Regions from separate parts of the Homo sapiens genome. Here region 2 is linked to region 1. Evidence: read pairs that join two places in POLR2A ChIA-PET (ENCODE). Cell type or tissue: Panc1. All regions are shown on one strand. Links, peaks and the distances in the headings refer to the core of each region. The heading gives the core; the rest is flanking DNA.

Region 1 (12,071 bases), core at 2,198-10,197:
TGGGTTCATAAACCCTCATCCCAGCCTCAAAGTTGTGGGGTATTTTTGTTTTTGTTTTTGTTTTTGTTTTTCGTGTTTGCTAGATGGCTTCTGGTGATAATTCAGGCCACATGCCTTGTTGTTCATATCCAGTGAGCAATAGACAGTCCTTCCCCATCGTGAAATAAAATTCCTTCCTTTCAATATAATTGGTCGAATATAAGTCTCATACCCACCCATAGACTGAGAACCCATTCACATGGTGGGATGCCTGAAGCTGATTGGCTTAGGTCTGTCTACTTGAACCAATCACAGGCAGGGAAATGGGATAACCATGTTCAGACCAATCAGAGCCCATCCCTGGAGCTGGGAGTGGGGCTGGCCCCCCGCAGTCACATGGGCTACATGCAGGCGTTTGGTCTTAAGAAAATGCAGAGTGGATGCAGAGTTGCAATCCACAGTGTCCCTTATGCTGCCTCTCGGGGTTCTCAACAAGATTAAATAAGAAAATGTCTTTAAAGCACTTAGCACAGTATCTCACACCTATTATTAAGCTTTTCTGTGTTGTTAGTAGGAGCTGAATTGAGTGCACGGAGCTGCTAAATTGGTTACTAAAAGAGAGAACAGAGAGTACCGGTGAGATTAATTTTTTTTGATACAGTTAACACAGAAACAGTATAAATATTCTTAACCATTTGCCAGCTATCAGGAGCCTTGTAGACAGAGGCTAATGCAGTCAGGACACAATGCTTTAGCTTAATCTGACATAATGTTCAGAAGAAAGTAATAACTGAAAACAAATGAAGTGACTGATTCTGGGGTGCAAACAGAGGTGCCTTCACGGGAGAGTCATGAAGCTTGAGCTTTGGGATCCTAAATTGTCCCTTCCTAAATCCTAGAAGGGATCCTAGCAATTTTTGTTGTTTTTTGTTGTTTTGTTTTGTTTTGTTTTGAGATGGAGTCTCGCTCTGTCGCCCAGGCTGGAGTGCAATGGCTTGACCTCGACTCACTGCAACCTCCATCTCCCAGGTTCAAGCGATTCCTGTGCCTCAGCCTCCAGAGTAGCTGGGACTACAGGCGTGCACCACCACACCTGGCTAATTTTTGTATTTTTAGTAGAGACCAGGTTTCACGATGTTCACCATGGCTGGTCTCAAACTCCTGACCTCAAGTGATCCCCTCGCCTCAGCCTCTCGAAGTGCTGGGATTACAGGCTTGAGCCGCTGTGCCTGGCCAATCCTAGAGAAAATTCTGATTGGTCCAGCCTGAGTCACATGCCTGTCTATTGAGCCAATCCAGTGGCCAGGGGGAGGAGTCAGTCTGACCAGCCTTAGGCATACGGAGAGATGAGAAGAGACAGGACCACCTGAAGTTCTCCCAGAGAAACGTAGAGAAAAGGAGATGAAAATGCACATTGTGGCAGGGAGCGGTGACTCACGCCTGTAATCCCAGCACTTTGGGAGGCTGAGGCAGGCGGATCACTTGAGGTCAGGAGTTCGAGACCAGCCTGGCCAACATAGTGAAACCCCATCTCTACTAAAAATACAAAATAGTCAGCCAGGCATGGTGGCGAGTGCCTGTAGTCCCAGCTACTCGGGAGGCTGAGGCATGAGAACTGCTTGAACCTAGGAGGCCGACGTTGCAGTGAGCCAAGATAGCGCCACTGCACTCCAGCCTGGTTGACCGAGCAAGACTCTGTCTCAAAAAAAGAAAGAAAGAAAATGCACATTCAACTACACAGTCCCTTAAGCCAAAGGACCGCAGCCACCTCTTCCAAGCACGTCGTGTTATCACTGAGGGTACTGTGACCTAGCAGGCGACATTTAGATTTACACAAGGTTGCCAGGTGCGGTGGCTCACGCCTGTAATCCCAGCACTTTGGGAGGCCGAGGCGGGCGGATCACGAGGTCAGGAGATCGAGACCATCCTGGCTAACACGGTGAAACCCCATCTCTACTAAAAATACAAAAAAATTAGCCAGGCATGGTGGCGGGTGCCTGTAGTCCCAGCTACTTAAGAGGCTGAGGCAGGAGAATGGTGTGAACCCAGGAGGCGGAGCTTGCAGTGAGCCAAGATCGCGCCACTGCACTCCAGCCTGGGGACAGAGCGAGACTCCGTCTCAAAAAAAAAAAAAAAAAAAAAAAAAAAAGATGTACACAAGGTTATGCTATGTTTGCAGAGTAGATCAATCCATATTATGAAATCATGGATCTGGCCGGGCTGGGTGGCTCGCACCTGTAATCCCAGCACTTTGGGAGGCTGACTGGCCAACATGGCAAAACCCTGTCTCTACTAAAAAATACAAAAATTAGCTGGGTAGGGTGGCGGGTGCCGGTAATCCCAGCTACTCAGGAGGCTGAGGCAGGAGAATCGCTTGAACCTGGGAAAGGGAAGTTGCAGTGAACCAAGACAGTGCCACTGCACTCCAGCCTGGGCGACAGAGTGAGGCCCTGTCTCAAACAAACAAACAAACAAATCATGGATCTGATATAAAATAATCCTACTCCTGGTGTTTTACAGAGCAGGGAGAAATCACCACATTCACCGTGAAAATGACATGGACTCACTGTCCTGGGCCTTGTGACCCAGAGAAATGGAAAAGACCTGTAGTCAAACTGTCTAGCAGGACGCTTTTAGGGTTCATGGAAAGGATTTCTTTTAATATACCCATGGAGCATTCTCCTTGTGGAAGCTACTCTCACTGATGCCAGAGCTGCTTCCTAGAATAGCTACAGTTCAGGGGGGTGGAAGTGGGTATATTCTCATCCATCAACCACAAAGAGTCAAACATCATTTTTCATCACTACCTCCAGGGACACCCAGCATCACCACCACCAACTCTTCCTTGGTAAACTGGGTATAATCCCAATCTCACCTCTCCGGGGTGTTTGGCAAGTCTCTCCCTGTCAATACAGGAGAATGATAGCTGTAACCAAATGCTTCCTCTGTTGTTAGGCATCTGCTGAGCCAGGAATGCAGCTATCTTAAGCAAAAGGGAGGGTTTGCTATAAGGATCAGTATCCTTATAGCATCTTGCAAAACCTAAAGGCCCCAGGAGGGCCCAGAAATGGAAGCCATCAGAAACACTGGCCAGGGGTCGGGCACAGTGGCTCACGTCTATAATCCCGGCACTTTCGGAGGCCGAGATGGGTGGATCACCTGAGCTCAGGAGTTCGAGATCAGCCTGGGCAACATGTTGAAACCCCGTCTCTACTAAAAATACAAAAATTAGCTGGTCGTGGTGGCACATGCCTGTGGTCCCAACTACTTGGGAGGCTGAGGCAGAAGGATCACTTGAGCCTGGGAGCAGAGATCACGCCACTGCACTCCAGCCTCAGCAACAGGATGAGATCCTGTCTCAAAAACAGAAAGAAAGAAAGGCCAGGCGCGGTGGCTCATGCCTGTAATCTCAGCACTTTGGGAGGCCAAGGCAGGCAGATCACTTGAGGTCAGGAGTTCGAGACCAGCCTGATCAGCATAGAGAAACCCTGTCTCTACTAAAAATACAAAATTAGCCAGATGTGGTAGCACATGCCTGTAATCACAGCTACTCAGAAGGCTGAGGCAGGAGAATCGCTTGAACCTGGGAGGCGATGGTTGCGGTGAGCTGAGATTGCACCATTGCACTCCAGCCCGGACAACAAGGGCAAAACTCCATCTCAAAAAAGAAAAAAAAAGAAAAGAAAAAAGAAAAGAAAAAGAAAAAAGAAACGCTGGCCAGGGTGAGTGTGGTGGCTGTGGCCTGTAATCCAAAACTTTGGGAGGCTGAGGCAGGCAGATCTCTTAAGGTCAGGAGTTTGAGACCAGCCTGGTCAACACGGTGAAACCCTGTCTCTACTAAAAACACAAAAATTAGCTGGGCTCGATGGTACTCACCTGTAATCCCAGCTACTCGGGAGGCTGAGGCAGATGAATCTCTTGAACCCAGGAGGCAGAGGTTGCAGTGAGCCAAGATCCCGCCACTGCATTCCAGCCTGGGCAACAGAGCCAGACTCCATCTCAAAAAATATATATATAAATAAAAAATAAAATCAGCTTGGATCAGGTGCAGTGGCTCACACCTGTTATCCCAGCACTTTGGGAGGCCAAGGCAGGAAGATCACATGAGGCCAGAAGTTTGAGACCAGCCTGGCCAACATGGTGAAACCACATCTTTGCTAAAAAGACAAAAATTAGCTGGGCGTGCTGGTGGGCGCCTGTAATCCCAGCTACTCTGGAGGCTGAGGCAGCAGAATCGCTTGAACCCAGGAGGCAGAGGTTGCAGTAAGCCAAGACTGCACCACTGCACTCCAGCCTGGGTGACAGAACAAGACCTTGTCTTTAAAAAGAAAATAAAAATCAAAAATAGCTGATTAGCAATCTTAATTTCTGCTTGACGTGAGGTAACATATGCACAGGTTCTGGGGATTAGGGTGTGGACATGTTTGGGGAGCCATGATTCTGCCCATCACAGCAGCCCTCTGAGGAAATGAGTAACTGGAGCAGCCGCACATCAGGTCTCATTTTGCATCTTACATAGAATCCGGCTCTGCTGGCCGCTGCGAGCCAGGGGCTACCCTGGGACGCAGAGTGCATGTGGTTGTCACAAACTGCAAGAGACAAAAATAAGCACGGTCTCTCAGAGGCATCCCTGACCTCTGCAGAGGAGACAGGGACCACCAGGTACCAAACCTGCTATCTGCTTTATCTTCCCACTGTGTTGATTTGCATAGGGATAGGGGAATAATCATCAATGTTTATAGCAATAAAATAAGAAGCAATGTTTATAGCATAAGTGGTGCCCTGCTTAAAATAAGCCTATTGTTTTGGGGGGGGTGATTTTTTTTTTTTATTGTTGTTGTTGTTTTGTTTTTTTGGGATGGAGTTTCGCTCTTGTTGCCCAGGCTGGAGTGCACTGGTGCAATCTCGGCTCACCGCAACCTCCACCTCCCAGGTTCAAGCAATTCTCCTGCCTCAGCCTCCCAAGTAGCTGGGACTACAGGTGCGCGCCACCATGCCTGGTTAATTTTTGTATTTTTAGTAGAAATGTGGTTTCATCATGTTGGCCAGGATGGTCTCCATCTTTTGACTTCGTGATCCACCCACCTCAGCCTCCCAAAGTGCTGGGATTACAGGCGTGACCCACCACGCCTGGCTGTTTTTCTCTTTTTCCTTTTTTTTTTTTTTTTTTTTTTTTTTTTTTTCAGACAGAGTCTTGCTCTGTCACTCAGCCTGGAGTGCAGTGGTGCCATCATGACTCACTGCAAACTCCACCTCCTGGGCTCAGAGATCCTCCCACCTAAGCCTCCTGTAGTTGGAACTATAGGCATGCGCCACCATGCCTGGTTGGACTTCCTGTTCTTTGTGCTCATGGGAACCTGCCATATGCTTATGGTGTCTAGTCGATGAAGGCAGCACAGCCTGGAGGTTAAACAGTCAGCCTTGAGTTCAAATCCCAGCTCTCCCACTTACCAGCTGGGATTGGCTGTTTCCTCTGAGAAATGGAGATGATTATTATAAAAATACTGTCTCCTGGGAGTGTTGTGAGGGTAAAAATGCAACTGCGATGCAAATGTCATGCAAATTTGCCTAGTAGGTCCTAAATAAATATTTGCTCTTGCTTTTACTATGATCTCAATAGGAGTGATTAGAAATTAAGAGCTCAGACATTTTCCAGACCCAGGTGATTCTATCAGCTGTTACAAAGGTGTGTGAAGAGAGAAAAGATATTCACGCCCAGTTTAGCCATCCCCATGTAAAATTAAAATACCTTTCTAAAAGCTGGACATGGCTGGAACCCAGGAGTTCAAGTCCAGTCTGGGCAATGTAGGGAGACCCTGTCTCTAGAAAAAATAAATTATGGGGCCGGGCGCGGTGGCTAATGCCTGTAATCCCAGCACTTTGGGAGGCCGAGGCAGGCGGATCACGAGGTCAGGAGATCAAGACTATCCTGGCTAACAGGTGAAACCCCGTCTCTACTAAAAACACACAAAAAAATTGGCCGGGCATGGTGGCAGGCACCTGTAGTCCCAGCTACTTGAGAGGCTGAGGCAGGAGAATGGCATGAACCCGGGAGGTGGAGCTTGCAGTGAGCTGAGATCATGCCACTGCACTCCAGCCTGGGTGACAGAGTGAGACTCCGTCTCAAAAAATTAATTAATTAATTAATAAAATACCATACAGGCTGGGCGTGGTGGCTTACGCCTGTAATCCCAGCAGTTTGGGAGGCTGAGGCAGGTTGATCACTTGAGGTCAGGAATTTGAGACCAGCCTGGCCAACATAGTGAAACCCTGTCTCTACTAAAAATACAAAAATTAGCCAAGCATGGTGGTGTGTGCCTGTAGTCCCAGCTACTTGGGAGGCTGAGGCAGGAGAATCGCTTGAACCCCAGAGGAGAAGGTTGCAGTGAGCCGAGATCACACCACTGCACTCCTGCCTGGGCAACAGAGCGAGACTGCGTCTAAAAATAATAATAATAGTAATAAAATACCATATTGCATTCCTAGGGTTTCTCAAAGGGTAGTCCAAGAATCACCTTTATTTTTCATCTTTATTTTTTTTGAGAGTGGGTCTCACTTTGTCGTCCAGGCTGGAGTGCAGCGTCGTGATCTTGGCTCACAGCAGCCTCGACCTCCTGGGCTCCAAGTGATCCTCGTTCCTCAGCTCCCCAGTTAGCCAGGACTACAAGCATGTGCCACCACACTCCGTTAATTTTTGTAGTTTTTTTGTGAGCTCAGGCGATCTGCCTGCCTTGGCCTCCCCTGGCCTCCCAATGCTGGGATTACAGGCGGAAGCCACTGTGCCCAGCCCATAAGAACCACCCTTCTGAGGCTGGGAGGGGAGCTGGTGAATACCGCAGAGGTAGGAGGACCGAGGAATCTGCATTTTAAAAACTCCCCAGGGATTCTTGGATTCTTATTCTTACTAAATATAAAAATAATTCTCTCTTTGTAAAGAATCTCAGCAGGAAAACGGAAATGACTGTCTATGTTTGGGTTTTGTTTGTTTTTGAGACAGGGTCTTGCTCTGTCCCCCAGGCTGGAGCGCAGTGGCACAATCATGGCTCACTGCAGTCCCGACCTCCCGGGCTCAAGTGATCCTCTCACCTCAGCACCCCAAGTAGCTGGGGCTATCAGTGTGTGCTACCACGCTGAGATATATAGATAGACAGACAGACAGACAGACAGACAGTTAGATAGATAGATTTTAATTTTAGTAGAGACGAGGTCTCACTATGTTGCCTAGGCTGGTCTGGAATTCTTTTTTTTTTTTTTTGAGACGGAGTTTTCCTCTTGTCACCGAAGCTGGAGTGCAATGGCGTGATCTCGGCTCATTGCAACCTCCACCTCCCAGATTCAAGTGATTCTCCTGCCTTAGCCTCCTAAGTAGCTGGGATTACAGGTATGCATCTCCATGCCCAGCAAATTTTTGTATTTTTTTTAGTAGACACGGGGTTTCACCATGTTGGTGAAGCTGGTCTCAAACTCCTCACCTCAGGTGATCTGTCCGCTTTGACCTCCCAAAGTGCTGGGATTACAGGGATGTGCCACCGCGTCCGGCCTGGTCTGGAACTCCTGAGCTCAAGTGATCCTTCCACCTCAGCCTCCCAAAGTACTGGGATTACAGGTGTGAGCCACTGTGCCCACCAGGTCTCTGCTTGGGATGTCCTGAGCATCTGGGTGTGGCAGCCAGAGGGATGGAGCCTCTTCCTTTCCACTGGCGGTTCTTTTCCCTCTGACGGCAGACGGACTGAGAGGAAGCTGAGTGCTGGGCCTGAATCAGCTCCCATCCTGCCCATGTCAGGACTGAAAGAGTGTTTTGTGGTTTCCGTGAGGGCAGCAGAGCCGGTCACAGGTCACAGCTGGTCACAACTCCTGGGGAAAAAGCCACTCGGAAGCTCATGACCTGCTTCCCGCCCAACAAGCGACAGCCAGGCTAGAAGAGGCCATACATGAAAGAGAAGGGGCCGAGGGGCCAGGAGGATGCCTTCTGGGAATCCGCCCTGTTTCACTGCAAGCAGCAGGTTTGTGCCACCTACAGGTGGCACCCGGGTTGAGTAAACCACCCCCTGCCCCCAGCCCCCAGTTATTCCTTGGGAAACTTTAATTTCTAACCCTGTCCTGCTTCTGGGAAAACACCAACTGCTCTGGTTTTGTCTGAGGTTGGCACTGCATGGAGGTTAAGAGTGTGGACTTTGGGCTGGGCGCGGTGGCACACGCCTGTAATCCCAGCACTTTGGAAGGCCGAGGTGGGAGAATTGCTTGAGCCCAGGAGTTCAAGACCAGCCTGGGGCAACATAGTGAGACCTTGCATCCAAAAAAAAAAAAAAGGCGGGAGGAATCTGGCTTGAGCCCAGGACTTTAACACTAGTCTGGGCAACAATGTGAGACCTCGTCTCAACAAAACAATAAAATGAAAATTAGGCAGGCATGGCTGTGCACGCCTGCAGCCCCAGCTTCTCAGGAGACTGAGGTGGGAGCATCACTTGAGCCCAGGAGGGTCAAGGCTGCAGTGAGCTATGATTGCACCACTGCACTCCAGCCTGGACAAAAGAGCGAGACTGTCTCCAAGAAAAAAAAAAAAAAAAGAACGTGGACTCTGGAGCCGGGCTGAATCCCCAGCTCTGCTGTGTGATATTAGGCAGGTTACTGAACCCCTCTGTTATCCTAGTTACTTCATCTGTAAAATGGGGATCACATAACCTGTGCCTCATTGAATTGGGATGAGGACTGAATGAATTTACAATTGTCCAGGAGCCCAGGGCACTCACTGCTTGCGTGGGCAAGTGTGAAATAAGTGTTTATTGGCATCATTGTCACACTACTAATAATAATTAGCACTGTTTTTGGCCGGGTGCGGTGGTTCACGCCTGTAATCCCAGCACTTTGGGAGGCCGAGGCGGGTGGATCATGAGGTCAGGAGATCGAGACCATCCTGGCAAACACGGTGAAATCCGGCCTCTACTAAAAATACAAAAAAATTAGCCGGTGCAGTGGTGGGCGCCTGTAGTCCCAGCTACTCGGGAGGCTGAGGCAGGAGAATGGCATGAACCCGGGAGGTGGAGCTTGCAGTGAGCCGAGATTGTGCCACTGCACTCCAGCCTGGGAGACAGAGCGAGACTCTGTCTCAAAATAAAAATAATAATAATAATAACAATAACAATTAGCACTGTTTTCAAAGCGTTTCTCCCATCCCTAAGCCTGGGCTGAAAACTTTAGGCCTATAATGTCACCGAATTGCACACCTGAAAATGGTGAAAATGAAGCTGGGCACGGGCCTGTGGTCCCAGCTACCCAGGAGGCTGAGGTAGAAGGACTGCTTGAGCCCAGGAGTTCAAGGTTGCAGTAAGCCATGATCCCACCACTGCAGTTCAGCATGGGTGACACAACGAGATCCTGTCTCTAAAAAACAAAGAAAAGAAAATGGTGAAAATGGTAAATTTTTTGTTACATATATTTTAACACAATTTTAAAAATTCAGTAGGCAATCGGGCACGGTGGCTCACACCTGTAATCCCAGCACTTTGGGAGGCCAAGAGGGGCGGATCACTAGAGGTCAGGACTTCAAGACCAGCCTGGCCAACATGGTGAAACCCCGTCTCTACTAAAAATACAAAAATTAGCTGGGTATGGTGGTGCACGCCTGTAATCCCAGCTATTCAGGAGGCTGAGGCAGGAGAATTGCTTGAACCCCGGGAGGTGGAAGTTGCAGTAAGCTGAGATCGAATCATTGCACTTCAGCGTGTATGACAAGAGCAAAACTCTCTCTCTCAAAAACAAAAAACAAAAAACCAATAAAGCAGGAGCTACTGTGATCACTCCGTGTTACAAAAGACAAACAGTGAAGTTCAAAGAGACCACATGCCTCACCCAGGCTGGGCCCTGGGAGTGGCTAAGCCTGGACTTTATCCCAGTGTGCCTAACCGTGTCGTGAATGCAGAGACCTTTGTGCATTTATCCTTTTGTTCTCTCATTGAACAAACCTTGACTGGGCACAGTGGCTCAAGCCTGTAATCCCAGCACTTTGGGAAGCCAAGGCAGGCAGATTGCGTGAGTCCAGGAGTTTGAGACCAGCCTGAGCAACATGGCAAAACCCCGTCTCTACCAAAAAATACAAAAGTTAGTCGGGCATGCTGGTGCATGCCTGTAGTCCCAGCTAGTTGGGAGGCTCAGGTGGGAGGACTGCATGAGCCTGGGAGGTCAAGGCTGCAGTGAGCTGTGGTTGCACCACTGCTCTCCAGCCTGGGCAACAGAGCAAGACCCTGTCTCAAAAACATAAAAAAACCAAGTTGCCTCCCTACTAAGTGGCAGGCCCTGTATGAGATGCTGAGGGTTCTGCAGACGACAAGAGAGTCGATTATTAAACACTTGCCCAAATAAACGTGTATTGACAACAGGAACAAGTACTGAGGAGGAAGGTGCCCAAGGGAGATGCTGATGAGGAGTTGAACTAGTCCGGGAGTGCATGAAGGGAAGTAGGAAGCAAAGAATTTTCTGGGCAGAGGGAGCCACTTTTGCAAAGGCCCTGTGGCCTATGTGGCTGGTGAGGAGGGGCTGGGAGAGGTGGAAGTAGCCGAGGATGCAGAGAAGTGCAGAGGCCAGACTACCCCCTGGAAAGCTTCACCTCTGTCCCAAGAGTAATGGGGACCCTTGAGGGTTAGAAGCCAGGCTGGGTGTAGTGGCTCACGCCTGTAATCCCAGCCAAAGCCAGCAGATCACTTGAGGTCAGGAATATCAAGACCAGCCTGGCCAACATGGTGAAACCCCATCTCTACTGAAAATATAAAAAATTAGCTGGGTGTGGTGGTGGGTGACTGTAATCCCAGCTACTGGGGAAGATGAGGCAGGAGAATCGCTTGAACCCAGAGGGTGGAGGTTGCAGTGAGCTGAGATCGCACCACTGCACTCCAGCCTGGGGGACAGAGCAAGACTCTGTCTCAATAAAAAAAAAAGAAAGAAAGAAAAGAAGAAGAAGGAGGAAGAAGAACAAAGAACCCAGGGAGCCAGAGAATAACACAATCTAATTCACCACCCCCAGGAAAGATCAACCGCCTCTCCCTGGCCCCAGGCTTGGCATCCCATCAGCAGCAATGAGAAGTCCCAGCAGTCACCCACTCCTGATGAGACTCCTCCTGCCACACCCTCCCCACGCCCCTCCCTGCCTGGACACCACCCTGACCTCCCGAAGCCAGGGCTCTCCTGGCTCCTCGCTCTCCTCTGCTTTCTCCCTGACCCCAGTCCACTGAGACTCCTGTGACCCTGTATATTTCATGTCTCGCCTAGTCTCTCTCCCTGAACTGGAATAAAAGCTCTTTAGGGTCAAAGACATCTCGCTCCACAGTGCCCACAATACCCAGGACAGGGCCTGGCATCTCATAGGCACTCAATAAAAAGGCACTGAACTGTTCAGTGGAGTCCTAACAGCCCCTGCAAATGGGAAGGGAGCAAGAGTAGCCATGGGAGGTAGAACAGGTATCAACCGCAGGAGACAGAGTCTCACTACGTTGCCTGAATTTTTGTTCATTTCTTTGCAGCCCTGTGTCCAAGCACCATTGCCCCCTGCACAACCATCCCAGACAGAAATGGGATGCAGGGGAGGCAACGGTGCTTGGACACAGGGCTGCAAAGAAACCAGGAGGCGGAGGTTGCAGTGAGCCAAGATCCCACCACTGAAATCCAGCCTGGGTAACAAAACTCTGTCTCAAAAAAAAAAAAAAAAAAATGGCCGGGTGCGGTGGCTCACGCCTGTAATCCCAGCACTTTGGGAGGCTGAGGTGTGCGAATCACGAGGTCAGGAGATCGAGACCATCCTGGCTAACACAGTGAAACCCCATCTCTACTAAAAATACAAAAAATTGGCCGGGTGCGGTGGCTCACGCCTGTAATCCCAGCACTTTGGGAGGCTGAGGCGGGTGGATCACGAGGTCAGGAGATCGAGACCATCCTGGCTAACATGGTGAAACCCCGTCTCTACTAAAAATACAAAAAATTAGCCGGGCGTGGTGGTGGGCGCCTGTAGTCCCAGCTACTTGGGAGGCTGAGGCAGGAGAATGGCATGAACCCGGGAGGCAGAGCTAGCAGTGAGCCGAGATCGCACCACTGCACTCCAGCCT
Region 2 (12,071 bases), core at 1,724-9,723, 86 kb before region 1:
TCCAGCCTGAGCAACAAGAGTGAAACTCCGTCTCAAAAAAAAAAAGAATGTCTGGAGACATTTTGATTGCCATAACTTGGGGGTTGGGGGTTGCTGCCACATCTAGTGGGTAGAAGCCAGGAAGGCTGCTAAACATTCAACAATGTGCGTAACAGCCCTCCACAACAAAGAATTATCTGGTCCAATGCATCACCAGTGCTGAGGGTGAGAAACCATGATCCATACGCATTATCTCATTTTTCTTCACACCTGCCTAGTGGCACAGTTACTGTCAATTGTCACCATTTGTAGGTGAGGAGACTGAGGCTTAGAGGGGGTAGATAACTCATGCAAAACCCCACAGCTGGGCCGGGCACGGTGGCTCACGCCTGTAATCCCAACATTTTGGGAGGCCGAGGCAAGTGGATCACCTGAGGTCAGGAGTTCAAGACCAGCCTGGCCAACATGGTGAAACCCCGGCTCTACTAAAAAATACAAAAATTAGCCGGGCATGGTGATGCACACCTATAGTCCCAGCTACTTGGGAGGCTGAGGCAGGAGAATCACTTGAACCCGGGAGACAGAGGTTGCGGTGAGCCGAGGTCACGCCACTGCACTCCTGCCTGGACGACAAAGTGAGACTCTGTCTCAAAAAAAAAAAAAAAAATTGGGGTCTCTGGGCCCTATTCAGAGCTCTGGAACAGAATCATCTCCAGGTATGAGGCTCTGGGGTTGTATTTCTGAAAGACCTCTGGTTTGTTGGCTGCCTACCAAGTGCAGTACCCATGTGATAAACACATCATGGGGTTGTTAAGGCTGGTTTCAGACGTGCCCGAATCAAGTCTGACTTTTTTTCTCTAGCCTAGACCATGCTTTTGATTATTTTATTTTATTTTATATTATTTGTTTTGTTTTGTTTTGTTTATGAGACAGAGTCTTGCTCTGTCACCCAGGCTGGAGTACAGTAGCAGCAATCTTGGCTCACTGAAACCTTCGCCTCCTGGGTTAAGCAGTCCTGTCGCCTCAGCCTCCCAAGTAGCTGGGATTACAAGCATGCGCCACCATGCCTGGCTACATTTTTTTTGTATTTTTAGTAGAGACAGTGTTTCACCATGTTGGCCAGGCCGGTCTCAAACTCCCGACCTCAAGTTACCCGCCCTCCTTGGCCTCCCAAAGTGCTGGGATTACAGGCGGGAGCCACCGCGCCTGGCCCTTGATTATTTTAATTACAAATGAGAAACTTCAAGAAACTCAGAGACAGAAACCAGCCAGGAAGTATCTCCATTTATTTCCTCTCAGATAATATTTAGTAATTGTCTTAGTCCATTTTGTATTGCTATAAAAAAATACCTCAGACTTGGCAATGTGTAAAGAAAAACAGTTATTTAGCTCATGGTCCTACAAGCTGAGAAGGCCAAGGGCATGGCCCTGACCTCTGGGGAGGGCTTCTGTGCTGTGTCACAACATGGCAGAGAAAGTCAAAAGGGAAGTGGACATATGTGAAGAGAGGAAAACCTAAGAGGCTTCCTGGCTTTATAACAAACCACTCTCAGAGGGACTAATCCAGTCCCACGGAAATCAATTCAGTTCTCACTACTGCAGAAACAGCACCAAGCCATTCATGAGGGATCTGACTCAATAACCCAACATCTCTTATTTGGCTCCACCTCCCAACACTGCCACATTGAGGATCAAATATCTTTTCTTTTTTTTTTCTTTTTGAGACGGAGCCTCACTCTGTCGCCCAGGCTGGAGTGCAGTGGCACAATCCTGGCTCACTGCAACCTCTGCCTCCCAGGTTCAAGCAATTCTCCCTGCCTTAGCCTCCTAACTGGGATTATAGGCACCCATCACCATGCCCAGCTAATATTTGTATTTTTAGTAGAGATGGGGTTTCTCCATGTTGGCCAGGTTGGTCTCGAACTCCTAAACTTCCAGTGATCCACCATCCTCGGCCTTCCAAAGTGCTGGGATTACAGCCTTAAGCCACTGCACCCGGGCCAGGATCTACCTTTTGAAGGTAGGAATGTCATAGAATTGGGTAACCTGGCTAGGCATGGTGGCTCACACCTGTAATCCCAGCACTTTGAGAGGCCAAGGCAGGTGGATTACCTGAGGTCAGGAGTTCGAGACCAGCCTGACCAACATGGTAAAACCCCGTCTCTACTAAAAATACAAAATTAGCCAGGCATGGTGGCGCATGCCTGTAATCCCAGCTACTCGGTTGGCTTTCGCAGGAGGTTTGCTTGAACCCGGGAGGCGGAAGTTGCAATGAGCCGGGAGATTTTTAGTAGAGACGGGGTTTCTCCATGTTGGTCAGGCTGGTCTCCAACTCCTGACCTCAGGTGATCTGCCCGCCTCGGCCTCCCAAAGTGCTGGGATTACAGGCATGAGCTACCGAGCCCATCCTAGGGCCCCTTTTTGAATATCTCCCCTAGGGCAGAAATGGCAAGCTCATAATTGAATCCAGTCACAACTCACTTCATTTGTTCTTCTGATCGTACTTGTTTCTTTCTAAAGTCTTGTTTTATTTATTTTTATGACTTTTTAATGTTTTATTTATTTATTTATTTATTTATTTAATTTTTTTGAGACAGAGTCCCGCTGTGTTGCTCAGGCTGGAGTGCAGTGGCACGATCTCAGCTCACTGCAACCTCCGCCTCCCGGGTTCAAGCGATTCTCCTGCCTCAGCCTCCCGAGTGGCTGGGATTGCAGGCACACACCACCATGGCCGGCTAATTTTTTTGTACTTTTAATAGAGATGGGTTTTCGCCATGTTGGCTAGGCTGGTCTCGAGCTCCTGACCTCAGGTACTCTGCCCTGGGATTACAGGCATGAGCCACTGTGCCTGGCCCGACGTTTTTTTATTTTATAGAGGTGGTGCTGCACTGTGTTGCCCAAGCCTGGTCTCCAACTCCTAGGTTCAAGCAATCCTCCGACCTTGGCCTCCCAAAGTGCTGGGATTACAGGTGTGAGCCACCATGCCGGGCCCTAAACTCTTCTTTTGAATAAAAGCGCAGATAGCAAACAAAATTAAATTTTAAATAAAGAGCTTTTTTTTAACAGAAATCAAAAGGCTTATATGTTCTCCTCCCCTTGTTATGAAATGCACCTTACCTTGGGCAAGCAAATTCTACCTGTCTTAAAAAAGCAATAGCAAATACTGCCAGTCTCTTCTCTATGAAACAGAAAAACTTTTACCCGGAAGTGCTAAGTAGGCCAGACGTGATGGCTCATGCCTATAATCCCACTGCTTTGGGAGGCCAAGGTGGGAGGATCACTTGAGCCCAAGAGTTAAAGACCAGCCTGGGCAACATGGTGAGACCCCCGCCTCTATAAAAAAAATGTTAAAAATTTTTTTTAATTTAGTTTTTTTCTTTAAATTTTTAACCTAATGGAGAATAGTAGATTTTCCTAATGGAGGAAATACTAGATTTTCCTAAGGGTGTCTCAACAGTGAGCATGTAATGGGATAATGTATGCATAATGGAGTCCACTAGCTCCCTTCCTAATATCCATTCCCCCATTATTCTTTGCTAGCAGAGTCTGAATTTTATTCAAGTGAGCAATGTGCCCATCTTAAGGACTACACTTCCCAGCCTCCCTTGCAGCTAAGGGAGGATGATGAAATAATAAGAGGAAGTCATTGGGTGGGGTTTCCAGGAAAGCTATTTAAAGGGAAATGACTTAGCTTGCCTCTGGCTCTTGCTACTTCCTTCTTCCCGCTGCCGGGAACACAAGCAAAACGTTGAGGGCTGCAGCAGCCATCTTTGACCATGAAGTAACCTTAAGAAAGGAAGCCATGTGCTAAGAATGGTGGAGAAGAAAGGAGGAAGTGCGTGATGAATTTGTCAACATCCCTGGACTACCTAATTCCAGACTTTTTTAAGTAGAGAAAAATAAACCTCTAGTTTATATAAGCAACTGTGGTCATGTCTCTGTACGAACTAAACACAATTTATTCATCCTTATAATATGTAAAGCTTGAGAACTAAATTCTGATTTTTTTTTTATCTTGCCCAAATTCCTATCTAAGGGGTCTGGGGAGTCATGCCCTACAAACCGTAAATTCTCATCAGATGGGTTTTATTTAACCCTATATATGTCTTGACTTACTTTTCAGCCTGACTCTGGCATAACATGAGGATGCAAGGAAGAAAATCAAAATATTTTACCCCCAAAACATGTTTCTTTGTAACATTTTGAAATGGCCCTGCAACCAGTCCTTTGTTGAGGGAAAATTCACATCTGTAAAGAATCCCTATTAACATAGCTAGACGTTTTCCTTCCAGGCCCCTCCAATTCTGAATAGAGTAAGTGAGAGTCTAGCACCTTTTAAAGTTTCTGAAAAGGAAACGTGTGTCATCTATTGTTTCTAAGGGCAGCTGCTATGAGACTTGAAAAGAACCTTGGTCTCCACGATCTGTTTTTATTTTATTTTATTTTATTTTTTCCTTTGAGGTGGAGTCTTACTTTGTTGCCCAGGCTGGAGTGCAGTGGCTCGATCTCGGCTCACTGCAACCTCCGCCTCCCGGGTTCAAGCGATTCTCCCTCCTCAGTCTTCCAAGTAGCTGGGAGTACAGGCGCACACAACCATGCCTGGCTAATTTTTGTATTTTTAGTAGAGATGGGGTTTCACCATGTTGGCCAGACTGGTCTCAAACTCTTGACCTCAGGTTATCTGCCTGCCGCAGCCTCCCAAAGTGCTGGGATTACAGGCGTGAGCCACCGTGCCCAGCCCACAATCTTTTATCTTAAGCTGAACATTTCCTTTCTATTGATACCAAGTCCTTAGACAAAAACTCAACCAGTTGTCAACCAGAAAATGTTTAAATTTACCTATAGCCTGAAAGCCCCTCCCCCCCCAACTTCAAATTGTCCCACCTTTCTGGAACAACTCAATGTATTCCTTAAATGTATTTGATGGATGTTTCATTCCTCCCTAAAATATATAAAACCAAGCTGCAGCCCAACCACCTTGGGCACATGTTCTCATGACCTCCTAAGGGCTGTTATGGGTCATGGTCACTCATATTTGGCTCAGATAAATCTCTTTAAGTATTTTACGTAGTTTAACTCTATTAACCGACAAGCTCTTGGCAATTTGCAGATTTCTCAATACATGTGATGTTTTGTAGTTTGAGATCTGCGGTTGTTCCTCATTTTTACTTTCATCTTGCTTTTACCCACTGTGTTTATGCACCTTTTCTCCATTACAGCCTCGTGTCCCTTCTGAAGCTGGTCCTCAGCCTAGAACAGTAGCTGCAAGTTGCTGCCGGTTATCAGATAGTACTCAGGATAAGAATGTGATCGCTCATCCTGACTCTGCTATCTGAGGGCTGAATCACAGGCAATTAAATGCATTTTCAGAAAGACTGCCTGTGGCCTTGCCCGACTTGTGGCCACTCTGTGGGTGGTTCTCTGAGCCTGGATTGGAGGCAGACCCTGGGCTGGAGATGTGCTTCATTCAGCACGATGACAGTGCCATGGAGGAAGGTGCCACCTATAGACTGTGTCTCAGGTCTCTTGCTTCTGATGACTAAACAGTTCCCCAATTTTCCTGAAACTGTGTTCTAAAAGTGGCATGGCTCTGAAAACAAAAAGACTCAGATTCATGGGCCAACCCAGGTATCACATGAGGACCAGCTTCTTGACGAGCCAAGACATCTATATGATAGAGCTACACTCTCTGACCACAACCGGTGTACAAAAATAGCAGTAACACAGGCTCTCGTATTCAAATACAGACTTTGGTTCTGGAGGTCTGGGAGTCTGCATTAATTAATTAATTAATTTAATTTATTTGTTTATTTTTGAGACAGGGTCTCACTGTGTCACCCAGGCTGTAGTGCAGTGGAGCAATCATAGCTCACTGCAGCCTTGAACCCCTGGGGTCAAGCAATCCTCCTGCCTTAGCCTCCAGAGTCCTAGGATGACAGACTTGCGCCACCATACCCAGCTAATTTTTTGTTTTAATTTTCTGTAGATGTGGGGTCTCCCTATGTTACCCAGGCTGGACTCAAACTTCCACCTCAAGCCATCCTCCTGTCTTGGCCTCCCAAAGTGCTGGGATTACAGGCATGAGTCACCTTGCCCAACTCAATGGTTTCCTTTTTTTTCTTTCTTATTTTTCACTTTGTTTCTTTCTTTTTTAAGAGAGGGTCTCACCCAGGTTGGTGTGCAGTGGCATGATCTCAGCTCACTGCAGCCTCGACCTCCCGTGCTCATGTGATCTTCCCACTTCAGCCTCCTGCATAGCTGGGACCACAGGAATGCAAACAATGCCTGGTTCATTTCTTATTTTCTGTAAAGATGAGGTCTTGCTATGTTGCCAGGTTGTTCTCAAACTCCTACACTCAGGCTATCTGCCCACCTGGGTCTCCCGAAGTGCTGGGTTTACAGTCGTGGGCCACCACACCCGGCGGTGGTTTCCACTATGTATCTAATCCCACTGCTCTCCATTCGAATTTTAGCAGTTTTCCTTCCAGTCTTTTATTATTTTATTTTTTGAGACGAAGTTTTGCTGTGTCACCCAGGCTGGAGTGCAGTGGCATGATCTCAGCTCACTGCAACCTCCGCCTCCCGGGTTCAAGCGATTCTCCTGCCTCAGCTGGGATTACAGGTGTGTGCCACGACACCCAGCTAATTTTTGTATTTTATTAGAGACAGGGTTTCTCCACGTTGGCCAGACTGATCTCGAACTCCTACCTCAGGCGATATGCCTGCCTTGGCCTCCCAACGTGCTGGGATTACAGGCTTGAGCCACTGCCCCAGCCACCTTTCAGTCTTTTATATTGACAGAAGTATTTCCACTGTTGTGCTAGCACCAGCTCCCATGGGCTTGGATAGGCAGCTGTGCATGTCTCTATTCTGCTCCTCCTTCAGTGACATCACAAGGTAGCTTGAAATCAGCCATGGTGGGAGTATTTACACCATAGAAATTGGCAAATGCTACTCTATAAATCAGGGATTTTCTTTGCACAGTCAGTTGTTAAACATTTACCAGCACTTCACTGATTTTATTATCATCAGGTTTACCCTGTCATTCCACTCTCCCCTATTTCACTTCTCCGACTATTTCATTTTCCCCTACAGTATACCAGGACCTTCACCCTAGTGAAGGAAGACAGACGATACATAAGTAAACGTGGAAACAAACAAGATCATTGTAAGTAGTGATATAAAGTAGGGAGAAAATTAAAACAGGTGATATGTTGAATAGACTCCTCTTACCGTTTTATCCCCCACATCATGTCATAAACATTTCCCTAAGTTCTAAAAATGTCTTAGCTGGGTGCAGAGGCTTGTTTCTGTAATCCCAACACTTCAGGGGGCCAAGGTGAGAGGATCGCTTGAGCCTAGGAATTCAAGACCAGCCTGGGCAACATAGCAAGATCCCACCTCTGTAAATAAACAAACAAATAGATAAATAAATAGAAATGTTAAAAAGTTTTAAGGCACATTCTTCTCAATGACTACATAATAGTTATTCCTTGTAAGAATGTTCTACTTTATTTAAGCAGTCCCCTGGAGTTCAGAGTTGCCCAACCTCAGCACTATGGCTATTTTGGACCAAAATAATTATTTGTTGTTGAGGGCTGGGCTAAGCGCTTTAAGCTGTTTAGCAACATCCCCGGCTTCTACCCACTAGAGGCTGGTAATACCCACCCCACGCAGCTTCTTGCAGTAATGACAACCAAAAATGTCTTCTGGGGCGACAAAATCACGCCAGTTGAAGATCACTACTATAATTGGACATTTACCACTTTTTTTGTTGCTGTTGTTTGTTTTTTGTTTTTGTTTTGAGACAGGGTCTCATTCTGTTGTCCATGCTGGAGTGCAGTGGTGCCATTTCGGCTTACTGCAACCTTCGCCTCCCAGGCTCAAGCGATCCTCCAGCCTCAGCCTTCTGTGTAGCTGGGACTGTGGGCGCTCGCCACCACGCCCAGCCGATTTTAGCATTTTTTTGTAGAGATGGGGTCTCACTATGTCACCCAGGCTGGTCTCAAACTCCTGGGCTCAAGTGTTTCGCCTGCCTTGGCCTCCAAAAGTGCTAGGATTACAGACATGAGCCATGGCACCCAGCCCACTTACCACTTTATTACTTCTTCTTAGTATTATTTTTGAGATGGAGCCTCACTCTGTCACCAAGGTTGGAGTGCAATGGTGTGGTCTCAGCTCACTGCAACCTCTGCCTCCCCAGTTCAAGCGATTCTCCTGCCTCAGCCTCCTGAGTAGCTGGGACTACAGGTGCGTGCCACCACACCTGGCTAATTTTTGTATTTTTAGTAGAGACGGGGTTTCACTATGTTGGCCAGGCTGGTCTCGAACTCCTGACCTCATGATCCACCCACCTTAGCCACCCATAGTGCTGGGATTACAGGCGTGAGCCACCATGCCCGGCCTCATTTACCACTTTAAACTGGCAAAAATAGGCCAGGCATGGTGACTCATGCCTGTAATCCCAGCACTTTGGGAGGCTGGGGCAGGAGGATTGCTTGAGACCAGGAGTTCAAGACCAGTCTGAGTGACACAGTGAGACCCCCCATCTCTACAGAAAATTTTAAAAATTAGCCAGGCGTAGTGGCTCACACCTGTAGTCCCAGTTACTTGACAGGCTGAGGCAGGAGAGTCGCTTGAGTCCAGGAGTTCTAGCTGCAGTGAGCTATGATGGCGACAATGCACTCCAGCCTGGGCAATAGAGTGAGACCACATCTCTTTAAAAAATAAACAAATAAACTGGGCTGGGCACATTGGCTCAGGCCTGTAATCCCCATCTCTACTAAAAATACAAAAATTAGCAGGGCGTGGTGGCGCGTGTCTGTAATCCCAGCTACCCAGGAGGCTGAGACAGGAGAATTGCTGGAACCCGGGAGGCAGAGGCTGCAGTGAGCCAAGATCTCACCACTGCACTCCAGCCTGGGTGACAACAGCGAGACTCTGTCTCGAAAAAATAAAAAATAAACTGGCAAAAATAAGGTTCTGATAGGAAACCTTGTTTTGTATGGGAAATGAGGGTCTCAGAATGTGGCCCCAGGACCAGCAGCTTCAGCGCCATCTGAGATCTTGTTAGAAATAAAAATACTCAGGGCCAGATATGGTGGCTCATGGCTGTAATCCCAGTACTTTGGGAAGCCAAGGCGCGCGGATCATCTGAGGTCAGGGGTTTAAGACCAGGCTCGCCAACATGGTGAAACCGTCTCTACTAAAAATACAAAATTTAGCAGGGCGTGGTGGCGGGCGCCTGTAATCCCAGCTACTCCGGAGCCTGAGGCAGGAGAATCACTTGAACCCCGAGGGCAGAGGTTGCAGTGGGCCAAGATCGCGCCACTGCACTCCAGCCTGGGTGACAGACCAAGACTCTGTCTCAAAAAAAAAAAAAAAAGAAAAAAGAAAAAACAAGAAAATACTCAGGACTTCTCCAGTTACCTGGAATCAGAATCTCCAGGGTTGGGACCCGGCAATCTCGTAACACATCCTCCAGGGGATTCTGATGCAGGCTCCCATTTGATAACCACTACATGAGGGGGCTTAGAAGTCGGTTTCAGAAATGAAAATCATGTTTGAGGTTGGTTAGGTCCTGCAATACCTGGTTGTGGTTGCATCATAATGACGTTTTCCCCTCTGGCTGATTCATGGCAGATCTAGATGATTAGTGCAAATTAGCTGTGTTCAGGTGTGCTTTTGACTTAAGTACCACCTTTCAGCTCAGGATTACCAAACACCACTTATTTTTATCCAGGGAGGTTCTAAGAGGCTCTGGGGCCAGCGAGAAAGTTAAGAATAGAAAGCAAATGGACCGTCTGACTGGGCTCTAACCACCACGTTGTGATTCACCACGGCATGTAAACCTTGGTTCTTTAAATAAAGAACATTTGGGTCTTTTCAGAAACTGAAAACCACAGACTACAAAGCTAAGCCAAAATGTACTGCTCATAGCTATATCTCATGCTTGTTGCCATCTTGTGAAATGTGCTATCATGAATTCAGCTGAGAATATGAACTGTTTTCCTTGTTGGGGCTCATGCTACCCCAAAATATGGTACCTTGGCATTTGAAAAAAACAGCAGAAGCAGGAAGATCCCTCTCATCTTCCCTTTGCCTTCTCCCTTCAAGCAAAAAAGCCATAAAACACAAAAAGGATTCTCTGATCTTCCTTTAGAACAGATCGTAAGACCTGTCAGAGGTACACACCCTGTACCTGGAGGAAAGAAACATCCTTGTGTCTGAAGACACAGGGAAAAGCCTAAACAAAAAGGCCTTGCCAACTTCCAGCCAGTTTATTCCCATTAGGTCATAGCCCCGGTGTCCAGTTATCCTTCTCCATGGCTGTCCACTCTTCATCAAACCTAAGCATAAAATAGACAGGTTTCTGACCAGGTGCGGTGGCTAATGGCTATAATCCTAGCACTTTGGGAAGGCAAGCTGGGTAGATCTCTTGAGTCAAGAGCTGGAGACCAGCCTGGCCAACATGGTGAAACTTCATCTCTACAAAAAGTACAAAAATTGGCTAGGCATGGTGGCTCATGCCTGTAATCCTGGCACTTTGGGAGGCCGAGGCAGGCAGATCACTTGAGGTCAGGACTTCGAGACTACCCTGGACAACATGGCAAAATCCTGTCTCTACTAAAAACACAAAAATTAGCCAGGCATGGTTGCATGCACATGTAATCCTAGCTACTAGGGAGGCTGAGGCAGAAGAATTGCTTGAACCCAGGAGATGGAGGTTGCAGTGAGCCGAGATCTTGCCATTGCACTCCAGCCTGGGCGACAGAGTGAGATTCTGTCTCAGAAAAAAAAAAAAGGACAAAAATTAGCCAGGCGTGATGGCGCACACTTGGGGTCCCAGCTACTTGGGAGGCTGAGGTGAGAGGATTGCTTGAGCCCGGGAGGCGGAGGTTGCAGTCAGCGGAGATTGCACCGTTGCACTCCAGCCTGGGGAAGAAAACGAGACTGTCAAAAAAAAACAAAACACACACACACACACACACACACACACACACACATACACACGCAGGTTTTCCTGTTTCTAGATCTTCATTTCTGAAGGTTCTCATGTCACATTAAACTTATATTAAATGCGTGTGTTAATCTGTCTTTCATTGTGGGGACTCAGCCATGGACCTAGCAATGGGTGAGGAAAGATCTTTCCTTCCCTACATCTCCCGTGGTTCCTAAATGGGGTTTGTCGAAACAAAAGGAACACTGGTCTAGTGGTTCTCCATTGTGGCATCACTGTCCCATTCAAGCTGACGTTTGTAAACAGAGAGTGGGTGTTGGGTTGTCATCGTGATGTGATCTCTGGCATCCAGTGGGTGGCTGCCAGCATTGCTCGCCATCTTATAGGGTGCAGGTGATAATGTAAAATGGTACAATCACTTTCAAAAATAATTTGAGATGGCCGGGTGCGGTGGCTCATGCCTGGAATCCTAGCACTTCGGGAGGCAGAGGCAGGCAGATCATCTGAGGTCAGGAGTTCAAGACTAGCCTGGCCAACATGGTGAAACCCCATCTCTACTAAAACTGAACGTTTATGTCAGCCCTATGCATAATCACCAAAAACTGGAAATGACCCGAATGTCCAGATGAACAGATAAACAGGCTGTGATACATTCACACAGTGGACAATTTACTCCTCATCCATCAAAAGGAATAAACTATGAGTACACAATACAACATAGATGAGGCTGGGTGCGGTGGCTCACACCTGTAATCCCAGCACTTTGGGAGGCCAAGGCGAGTGGATCACCTGAGGTTAGGAGTTCGAGACCAGCCTGGCCAACATGGTGAAATCCTGTCTCTACTAAAAATACAAAAATTAGCCACGTGTGGCGGTGTGCACCTGTAATCCCAGCTACTCAGGAGGCTGAGGCAGGAGAATCGCTTGAACCCGAGAGGCAGAAGTTACAGAGAGCTGAGACTGTGTCACTACACTGCAGCCTGGGCCATAGGGCGCACAGAGGGAGACTCCATCTAAAAAAAAAAAAAAAAAAAAAAAAAAATATATATATATATATATATATATATATATATATATACATACACGGAGAGAGAGAGAGAGAGAGAGATGAAACTCAAAATAATTATGCTGG

What was found. Peaks named below come from ENCODE experiments on the same cell type or tissue, not always from the same donor. Only the 100,000 strongest peaks of a DNase experiment are listed, where the experiment ranks them.
Region 2: POLR2A ChIA-PET joins it to region 1 with 12 read pairs; 4 of 35 experiments call an interaction of 5 or more read pairs at or near these places.

The regions. Positions count from the first base shown.
Region 1 is chr16:8,985,346-8,997,416 of GRCh38, reverse strand. No RefSeq gene overlaps it. Among named protein-coding and RNA genes, the nearest start is that of USP7, 27 kb to the right of the region's middle. RefSeq lists enhancers at 171-465, 5,131-5,425. In Panc1, for the core only: no CTCF peak of the experiment used is centred there; no DNase peak of the experiment used is centred there.
Region 2 is chr16:9,070,734-9,082,804 of GRCh38, reverse strand. No RefSeq gene overlaps it. Among named protein-coding and RNA genes, the nearest start is that of HAPSTR1, 15 kb to the left of the region's middle. RefSeq lists enhancers at 5,557-5,646, 9,833-9,882, 9,903-9,962. In Panc1, for the core only: no CTCF peak of the experiment used is centred there; no DNase peak of the experiment used is centred there; H3K27ac peaks cover 5,233 bases.